Regions from separate parts of the Homo sapiens genome. Here region 1 is linked to region 2. The links are chromatin contacts, found by Hi-C in ENCODE. All regions are on one chromosome and are shown on one strand. The core of a region is the stretch at or near the end of the contact, and the rest is flanking DNA. Distances in the headings are between cores, read along the strand shown. Region 1 overlaps MEF2C-AS1 (MEF2C antisense RNA 1). Region 2 overlaps LINC01949 (long intergenic non-protein coding RNA 1949).

Region 1 (4,537 bases), core at 1,494-3,993, 2.1 Mb before region 2:
TGCCAAATTTCATTGAACTACATACTCTTAGAGTCTGTTCTTTCTATTGATTGTAAATTATATCTCAATAAAAAATAGAAGAAATCCGAGGGACAATGACCATCAGTTAGTATCATTACCTGATCTAAGCACGAAAATACTGGCAATTACCTTGTCATTCATGAAATCTTGTATAACTTTAGCTCTCACTTTAACAAACTGTTAGTTTCATCTCCTCCCTTTCTGCTTTTTTACAGCCTCTTTCAGTGATCCTTTTCTTCATCCCACTGTTAAACATTCATATTTCTAAGTTTATGTCCTTTTCCATATTTTATCCCTACTTTATGCATTCTTTCAAGGCCTAGGATATGCACAATGCAGGTGTTTAGTGTTTGAGAGATTGACGAACAAATGGACATATAAATGAATAGATGGGTGGGTGGATGGATGGATGGATGGATGGCCAGCTAAATAATGAGTACTCTCCTGGCTATCCAGTCATTCAATTTATGTGCCAAGTACTCTTCTGGGTGCTGAATATACAATTTTGATCAAAGCAAAAAAAAATCCTGTTTTCTAATGTTTACATCATAATGTTTGTAGTACAATCTTGGTTCAACTGTTAAGTTCAGACTCACATAATTTCTCAAATAAGGGCATACCTACCTTCAATTTGTACCCTCTAAGTCAATGCCAGAGTAAAATTACTAAGATTTATATATGATTTGTTACTTCTATATAAAATCTTTTTGATATTTAATGTCCATGTGTTTATGCACACTTTTTGGCATGTTCAACCACATCCTACCTTAACATTCTATGTTCTAGTCATATAACAGTTTTGCTGTTCACCACTCTCACTGTGTGTTTTTACATAAGGTGTTCATTCAGTCTAGAATGTCTTCTTTCCAACTACCACCCTCAGTGTTACCTATCACAATTCTCATTCATTTCCCAAGACTGCTTAAACGGTCTCATTGATATTTTCTTGACCTTCCAGACAGAGTTAAGGTTTTCTTCTTAAGGGTTTTTTCAGTCCTCCCTAGTTCTCTGTGTATAGGTTTGTGTCTATAAGCTGGGTGTTGGTACAGGTTACCCTGCCATAAACAAAGCATGCAATGACATGTAAGAAAGAATACAGTAGAAAAATTAGGGGTATTTGGTATTATTACCAAATAAGGCACTGGGTATCCACAAAATCAAATTCATGAGGGAGCAGAGGGAAGAGTAGAATATAAGAAAACAGAAGTGGGATCCAGTGTTCCTAAGCAAAGATCTCTGAGGACAGTCTGCAGCCAGCTATCAGGTACAACAGGCTGGGCTCCTCATCCACACCCAGGTCCCAGGGATAGATGAAGGAGCACCTATACCTTTCAGGGTGGGGTACAAAAAGCCTACAAACCAATAGCTGGCTGATCAAAATTTTTACAAAGATCATTAATGACCAAGAACACTGGGAGCGAGGAATATTTTTTGCCTCAAACACAGAAAACTCATGACAAATTTTGACTTCTACTGAATCCTCAGCAGGCCACAAGAATAATGTTACCATTGAATTGGCTATGTAATATAGGCAGCTGATATGGGCTAGTTTGGGAACATAGGCTGATACTTTCTCTCAAAAGGAGCTTGTTTTATTTGTTGTAGTAAACTTGTTTCTCCATTTAGGCAATGAGGCCCTCAAAGGCCATGTTAAGTTCTTCTCTACATCTACTACCATGGATGGCTTATTGTAGGCACTAAAAATTGTCTTTTAATAATAAATTAACAGTTTCCTGCAAGTAGAACAGTATTCACAAAAAGCTTTCTTTAGTCCTTACACATTCATTCTTTGTTTGGAATTGTGATAAGTTTTGTTGCCATGAGAACACATTGCCAATTAAAATTTTGTTGAGAAAATAAAGATGTCACATTCAAATATCAAATAAATAGGTCACCTCAAACTCAACTAATAAGTTTTGTAGTGCATAGATAAATAATCTTTCTCTATTCTATTTTTTCATATCACAAATGATTATTTTAATATCATTTATAATTATTATCCAAATGCACAAAGTCATTTTTCACCCATGATAAGTGGAATGGACTTCCTAGACATTTCAAAGCAGTTCCCATGCCATTCAGTAGCATACAGATTCAAGGAGGTATTAACAGATGCATCACATGAAAATAAGTTAGCCATCCTGATCTCTCTCAAAGATTCTCAATGCATTTTTACATACTAAAGGCTCCAAGAAGTCTATGTGGGGAGAGATTGAATTTTAACTCACAGATCTCCAAACAGTTTATCACAACACACTTCTTTTATGACAAATTATCAGCCTTTGGAACACTGCTTTCTGAGGATAACAGTTTAAGATATTTCTTCTGAAAAATAATAGCTGTTTTCTTCTAGGAAGACATGGAAATATATATAGTGAAATTATAATAGACTTTGGAATTAGAAGCTATAGGTTCAAATCACCCAAACTTGTTGTGACTCTGTCATCCTGGAAAAGTTCTTTAACTTCTCTGAAGATTATAAAGACTGTCTCACAGGTATAAACTGCTCAATAAATACTGGTTTTATTTTTCTCACTTTACAACACCTCCCATATTCTGATAATGGACCAAGTACCGGGCTGTGGGCCCAGCTGGGGGTTAACATCCTTTAAACAAGTGGTGAGCCTAGCTTGTAGCACCTGTTCTTCTCGTGAGCCAGGTGGGGCATAGTGATATTGAGACTAGCAAAAGATAAGTGGGGAAGTGGTTATTCCACCCACACATTCTCACATGTTGCAAAATGCAGCTGGTGATTATTCTCTCAAGAGGAGTCTACTAGCATGAATGCCAATGAAAATAAGTCCTTGGGTCCTGTTTGGCACGTGTGCCTTAATTACTGACCCCCTACTCTAGGGAGGTCAACAAGAAAGAAGGTCTCTTCTTTTCTTTGCAACGGTATGAAAATGAAACAATCATAAAATCTGGCAGGAGAGTTAAGGTTAATAATTTTCAAAGAGAGTACTTGGAGGTTTCTTTACACTATAAGCACTATATAATCAAAAGTTTTCTTTTTCTGTATTAAACTATTCAATGTTAGTTATAGATCAAAATATTAAGTGTGTATTAAAACTTTTGCATTTTATAAAGTCATGAATAGATATGTTTTCCACAAATTTTAAACAGATGAAGCTTTAACCTAAGAACCTTTTTTATTAGTTTCTTCATTTTAGTTTATCCTAAGAAACGAATAACTAGTAGAGCACCGACAAACATTTTGGTGAAAGGGGTATCCCTGATTAAAATAGAGCTTCAGCTCTCTATGGACACATTGTTCACCCTCTCCCTATCTCACCCCCACCCTACCTACACTCCATCCCAACCCATGGCAAACTATAAGCCAAAACACATACCATGTAAGCTGTTTCTCCTTTAGAACAAACTTCCTTGGTCAGATTTCCTCACAAATTGGTTATATCTTCAGAAGAATTACAGCAAATTGAGGAATACAAATTGAAACCCACAAAAGACTGAAAATTAAATGTTTAAAAATAAAACTACATTTTTTTTCTTGGAAATCTAGAGGAATGTCACAAGATTCAGAACTCACATATTTCTAGGGACTAATTCTGTGGTTGAACCTAATGTCAGCTATATTATGGTTGGTTGGGTGACTCCAGGAGGAATGAACACCTGAGTCAGGAAGATGCCCAGCAAACTCTACAAATGAAAGGCAACACAGCAGCATCATGCATTCTTTTTTTCTCTTTCTCTTTTTTGTAATAAGAATGTGAAGTAGTTCCAGATGGTGTGCAAGTGGCCAGACTCAAACAAGTTACTAAGCTTGTTGGCATGAAAGAAGCTGCTTAGTGGTGACATACAAGTACAGAATCCCCACAGTCCTGCTTCCTGGTGAAACTGGAGAAAACAAACCAACAATAGAGAAATGAGTACTGTAATTTATCTTGGAGGCCAGTTAGGTTGTTTATCCCAAACTACATTTTGATTCCAGTTACAGTTTAATTATGAGTATTTGTTCTCTAACAGAGACTAAACAAAGGGTAACTATTTTCTTTTATCTTTTTCTTTGTTATGAAAATTTCAGTTTCATGTTTGCCTATCCTCTCTCTTTAAATAGTATCTTATACTATGTGAATGCATTCAGCCCAATTTCTTCCCATTTGCATGAAGTTTCTAAAATAAACAATAAGATCAGAAGTTTTTACGTATAAGAAATGCATGACTTAATAATGCCTTATGTATTTCTGTAAGCTTTTATTGCATCTATTTAACAAGTCCCTTTGGTTATAAAGGAGACACTACCATGTATCTCTGCCATCAAACTATTGACATAAAGTTTCAGACTCGGGGAAACCCACCAAGTCAAGTTACCCACTCCAGTAGCTACTGTCAAGATGTTTTTGGTTTTGACCATGAAATGGGAAGTTATAAATATATGAAAGGCATGTGGGTGATGTTCATTCTCTTCTGTGTGCCTCATACAGCTCTTCTCCCAGGGCAGCAGTAGCTGGGATTTGTCTTCTTGGTTTCAGATCACATATGCTCTTTACAAAAGATA
Region 2 (4,455 bases), core at 1,881-4,380:
CATTGTCAGTAGGTTCTTGGAAACTGACTTGAACCAAAACAGTGTACAGCAAAACCGATTTTACCATAGGATAAATATAAACCAAAGTTAAGTATCTATAGCATATTTCTGGTCACAAAACCCACCAAACTTCTAAATAAAGACCAAAACACTTCTAATAATAAACATTGAAATAAATGTGAGCTACACATACATTTAAAGTTAATAAAAACAAGTAAGATAATTATTTACCTGCTTATTCCAGTTCAGGGTTGCCGGTAGCTGGAGCCTTTCCTGGCAGCTCAGTGCTCAAGGCAGGAACCAGCCCTGGAGAGGACACCATCCCATCGCAGAGCACGTTCACATCCACGCTCACTCAGACCAGGACAATTTAGATGTGCCAATTAACCTAATGTGCACATCACTGGGATGTGGGAAGGAACCAGAGTACCCAGAGAAAACCCACACAGACATGGGGAGAACACGCAGGCAGACTCTACACAGATAGTGACCTCAGCCAGGAATACATTTTTTTTCTCATCAACATTGTAACAAAATGACATTGAATCATATACCAGGAGGACCTGCTGTATATCTCCTATGTTACCTGAAATACTTTGTAATTTGAGGAGGTGTTACCATGAGCATATTTTATACAATAAGGGGTTCATTCTTTACCTCAGGAAAAAGTATTTCTATTAACTTGGGTTTAGAGACTGAGGGGAAGGATTATATGTTATATCCTCATCTGTAATGCAATCCTTAGGCCCAGGATGAAGCAAAACAAGAATGTGGCAAGAAATGAGAGAGAGAGCCAATACAAAGCTGCATTAACCAGAATGCCGCTACTAGTGTCAAATGCCATGGCTCAGTCTCATGTGGCCATCTTCTTAGAGGCTTTATAAGTGACTTCATCTTCCCAGGAGAGTCCCTTGGGAGGAGAAATGGGGAAGTAATAATCTTCTGGCCTTCTTCTCTTGGCCAAAACTTGTGATTATTAATTTTATGTGTCAACCTAACTGGGATACCGGATGTCCAGATACATGGTAAAACATTATTAGAGGTGCCTGTGAAGTTATTTCTAGAAGAGATTAGCATTTAAATCAGTAGATCAAGTAAAGCAGATTGTTCTTCCCAGTGTGGATGGGCATCATGCAGTCTGTTGAGGGCCTGAATAGAACAAAAAGGTAGAGGAAGGTTGAATTTGCTCTCTGTGTGACTGCTTGAGCTGAGGCATCAATCTTTTCCCTGAGTGCTCCTGGTTCTCAGGTCTTCAGACCTACCCTGAAATTGGCACCATCAGCTTTCCAGAACTACATTTCTGGCTATAATACATGGGAAAAACAAACCCAAATGTTTTTCAGACTCTGTACTAACATACTCAATCCAACACTTCAGAGGCCAGATGTGTGAGGTTATCTCTCCACACACCAAGCAAGCACTCCTCCAGCAGACACAAGCTGGGTGTCGTGTAGTTCAATTCAATCCTAACACTGTGTACCTGGAGATAACATCAGACCCCACAGGTTGAGTGCTCAGTCCCCCAAGAGTGTCCTCCACTTCAGATGCCAACTGCAAGCCCCAGGTTGTGGCCTGTGCTTCCGACAGAGCAGCCATAAATCAGGGTTCCCATGACTCTCCTTCTCAGTTTCTGTTAACTTACTAGAGGTTCTCACATAACTCAGGGAGACACTTACATTTACCCACTTATTATGAAGGACATTATAAAAAATACAGATGAACAACCAGATGGAAAAGTGTATAGATTAAAGTATGGAAGAAGGGACATGGAGCTTTCATGCTCTCACTGGCACATTACTTTCCAGAAACTTTCACATGTTCAGCTACCCAGAAGCTGTTCCAAACTCTGCCTTTTTGAGTTTTTATGGTGGCTTCATTGCATAGGCATGATTGATTATATCATTGGCCATTGTTGATGGCCAACTCAATCTTCAGCCCCTCTCCCTTCTCCATAGGTTAGGGCTGAAAGTCTCAATCCTCTAATTATGTCTTGGTCTTTCTGGCAACCAGCTCCCATCCTGAAGCTATCTAGGGTTCCACACCTACTGGTTATCTCATTAACATACAAAAGATAATCCATCATTTCTGAAATTCTAAGGGTTTTAGTATCTGTATGCCAGGAAACAGGGAAGAAGACCAGATATATATTTCACAATACCACAATGGCTTTCCTGGGTCTCCAGGTAAATGGCAGAACATAGGACATCTTAGCATAATCTCATGAGCTAATTTCTTACTAATTTCTTATAATACATCTCTCTTTATGTGTACACACATGCACACACACACCCCTATTATAGGTTGGTGCAAAAGTAATTGTGGTTTTACCACTAAAAGTAATGGCAAAAACCGCAATTACTTTTACACCAACCTAATAGTCCTGTTTCTCTGGAAAACCCTAACTAATACAAAGTTTCACCCCATGGAGCTTTGATTCTCCCACATTTTGGACTTGTACATATGTGAATGCCAAGGAATCATGTGGTGGCATCTTATGCCTTAGCATTAAAAGAGAATCCCAGGATGGGAGGAGAGGTGCTAGCAGTTTGTACCTTGTGAAGTCACACAAGTCACACATACCTGTATGTTGCTGCAATGGCTGTTGGAATAAGTACACAGAGTCCCCAAAGACTAGTGAGGCCAAGATGTGTGAGTCATTTTCCATCACACACAAAAAACCCAATTGTTCTAAGTATGTATTTTACCAAGCAGCTTTATAGAAAGAAAAACAAACAAACAAACCAAACAACAACAACAACAAAAAACCTTGGCCAGGCACAGTGGCTTACACCTGTAATCCCAGCATTTTGGGAGATTCAGGCGGGTGGATCCTTTGAGCTTGGGAGTTTGAGATCAGCCTGGGTAATGTGGCGAAACCTCATCTCTACCAAAAATATAAAAACTAGCCAGGTGTGGTGGTGCACGCCTGTAGTCCCAGCTGCTTAGGAAACTGAGGTGGGAAGATTGCCTGAGCCCAAGAGGTAGAGGTTTCAGTGAGCCGTGGGAAGATTGCCTGAGCCCAAGAGGTAGAGGTTTCAGTGAGCCGTGGGAAGATTGCCTGAGCCCAAGAGGTAGAGGTTTCAGTGAGCCAAGATTGTATCACTGCACAACTGTTGCCTGGGCAACAGAGCCAGATCCTGTCTCAAACAACAAAAACAGTCCTTATATTTAATCTCTCACAGATAAAAAAAATAGTATTTTAGCAATTATTAAAAAGTATCTTGTTTTTGAAAGAAATTTGTGCTATGAAAAGGGCATTTTGAATATAAACTGAAAAATTTTCCATTTTTAAGTGATACAGCTAAAAATTATTACAGCTTCTTTAAAATCCCCTTATCAGCATGCCTAACAAGATTTTTCTAATTTATTCTAAATCTTTCACATAAAGAATTCAGTGAGTTTTAAATTCATTTATTACATAAGAATATTATAACTTTTTATTAGTTTATAGAAAAGTTTAGTGACATCAGGATAAATTGATATTTATTATATGAAAGTTATGAAAACTTTTGTATAGTTGCTAAGTAGGATTAAAAAATGAGTATCAGAATTTGGTAAACACAGCCAGAGATACATTTCATTTGCACACAAATGTTTTTGTGAGGTTTCTTTTTCAGTTAGGAAAATCATTAAAATCATGTACTGATGTAAACTAAACTTAGTACCGGACTTTCAAATCACTTGATTCCAAAGTTTAAATCAAGGTTTTTAAAAATAAAGTATTTTCAATTATAAAATGATTAATAATTTTCTAGTGAGAGTAAAGATGTTTGAAATATTAGGCTTAGTTTATTTGATGTATATATTTAATCCTATAAAATTTCTTTTGTAATAACTATCTGCAGAGTAGCATATTTGTGATTTATAAATATTATATGCTCAGAATCCTTGATTGATAAGAGCATATGATTAAAAAATGAAAACACATTGTAGAGTTATTCATAGTCACATATGTATGTAACTGAATATATATGATATATATAATATAAATAAATATATTTAAAATACATATTTATATATAAATATGTATTATATATAAATATATATCATATATTATATATAAATATAAACAAATATATATATATAAAGAGCCATGATACATTGTCTTTAGGACAATATCCTTCCAATCTTAGCTGATCAAGTACTCTGTGTTTTCCTATCCGGTTTTACTACCCATGACTTCTTGGCGGTAATTCCTATCTACCTTCCTAATCATTTCTCTTCATTCACTTAATACTTCAACTACTGACTCACTGCCTTCCTGTACATCTTCATTCCTGTCATTGTTCTTAGTGATTCCAAGAACCATGTAGAAGAAACACTCTGAACTTTAGCTTCTCTATTCCTTGACCTCTCCTCTTTCAATGTTTTCCTCTATCCCACCTTTGCCACCTATCACAAGACCACTGGAACTTATCACCACTAATGAAACCACCTGGTAATTCTTTATTTGAA

What was found. Hi-C counts contacts between places; a loop is a spot of excess contacts on that map. Pooled maps may share reads with other maps.
Region 1: a pooled map shows a loop between it and region 2 (16-fold over the local background). The contact joins two enhancer-like sites. A Hi-C loop is called at or near these places in 2 of 50 pooled maps.

What each region holds. Positions count from the first base shown.
Region 1 is chr5:89,342,062-89,346,598 of GRCh38, reverse strand. All of the region lies in intron 7 of MEF2C-AS1 (MEF2C antisense RNA 1), which reads right to left. Among named protein-coding and RNA genes, the nearest start is that of LINC02161, 240 kb to the left of the region's middle. RefSeq lists an enhancer at 3,709-3,758. Within about 2 kb of position 2,743, at least 3 of the 41 ENCODE cell types and tissues checked have a DNase peak (open chromatin) inside an H3K27ac peak, as active enhancers do.
Region 2 is chr5:87,229,771-87,234,225 of GRCh38, reverse strand. The region is part of intron 2 of LINC01949 (long intergenic non-protein coding RNA 1949); the gene reads left to right. The region is part of intron 2 of LOC101929380 (a long non-coding RNA gene); the gene reads right to left. Among named protein-coding and RNA genes, the nearest start is that of LINC01949, 7.2 kb to the left of the region's middle. RefSeq lists an enhancer at 2,778-3,147. Within about 2 kb of position 3,130, at least 2 of the 41 ENCODE cell types and tissues checked have a DNase peak (open chromatin) inside an H3K27ac peak, as active enhancers do.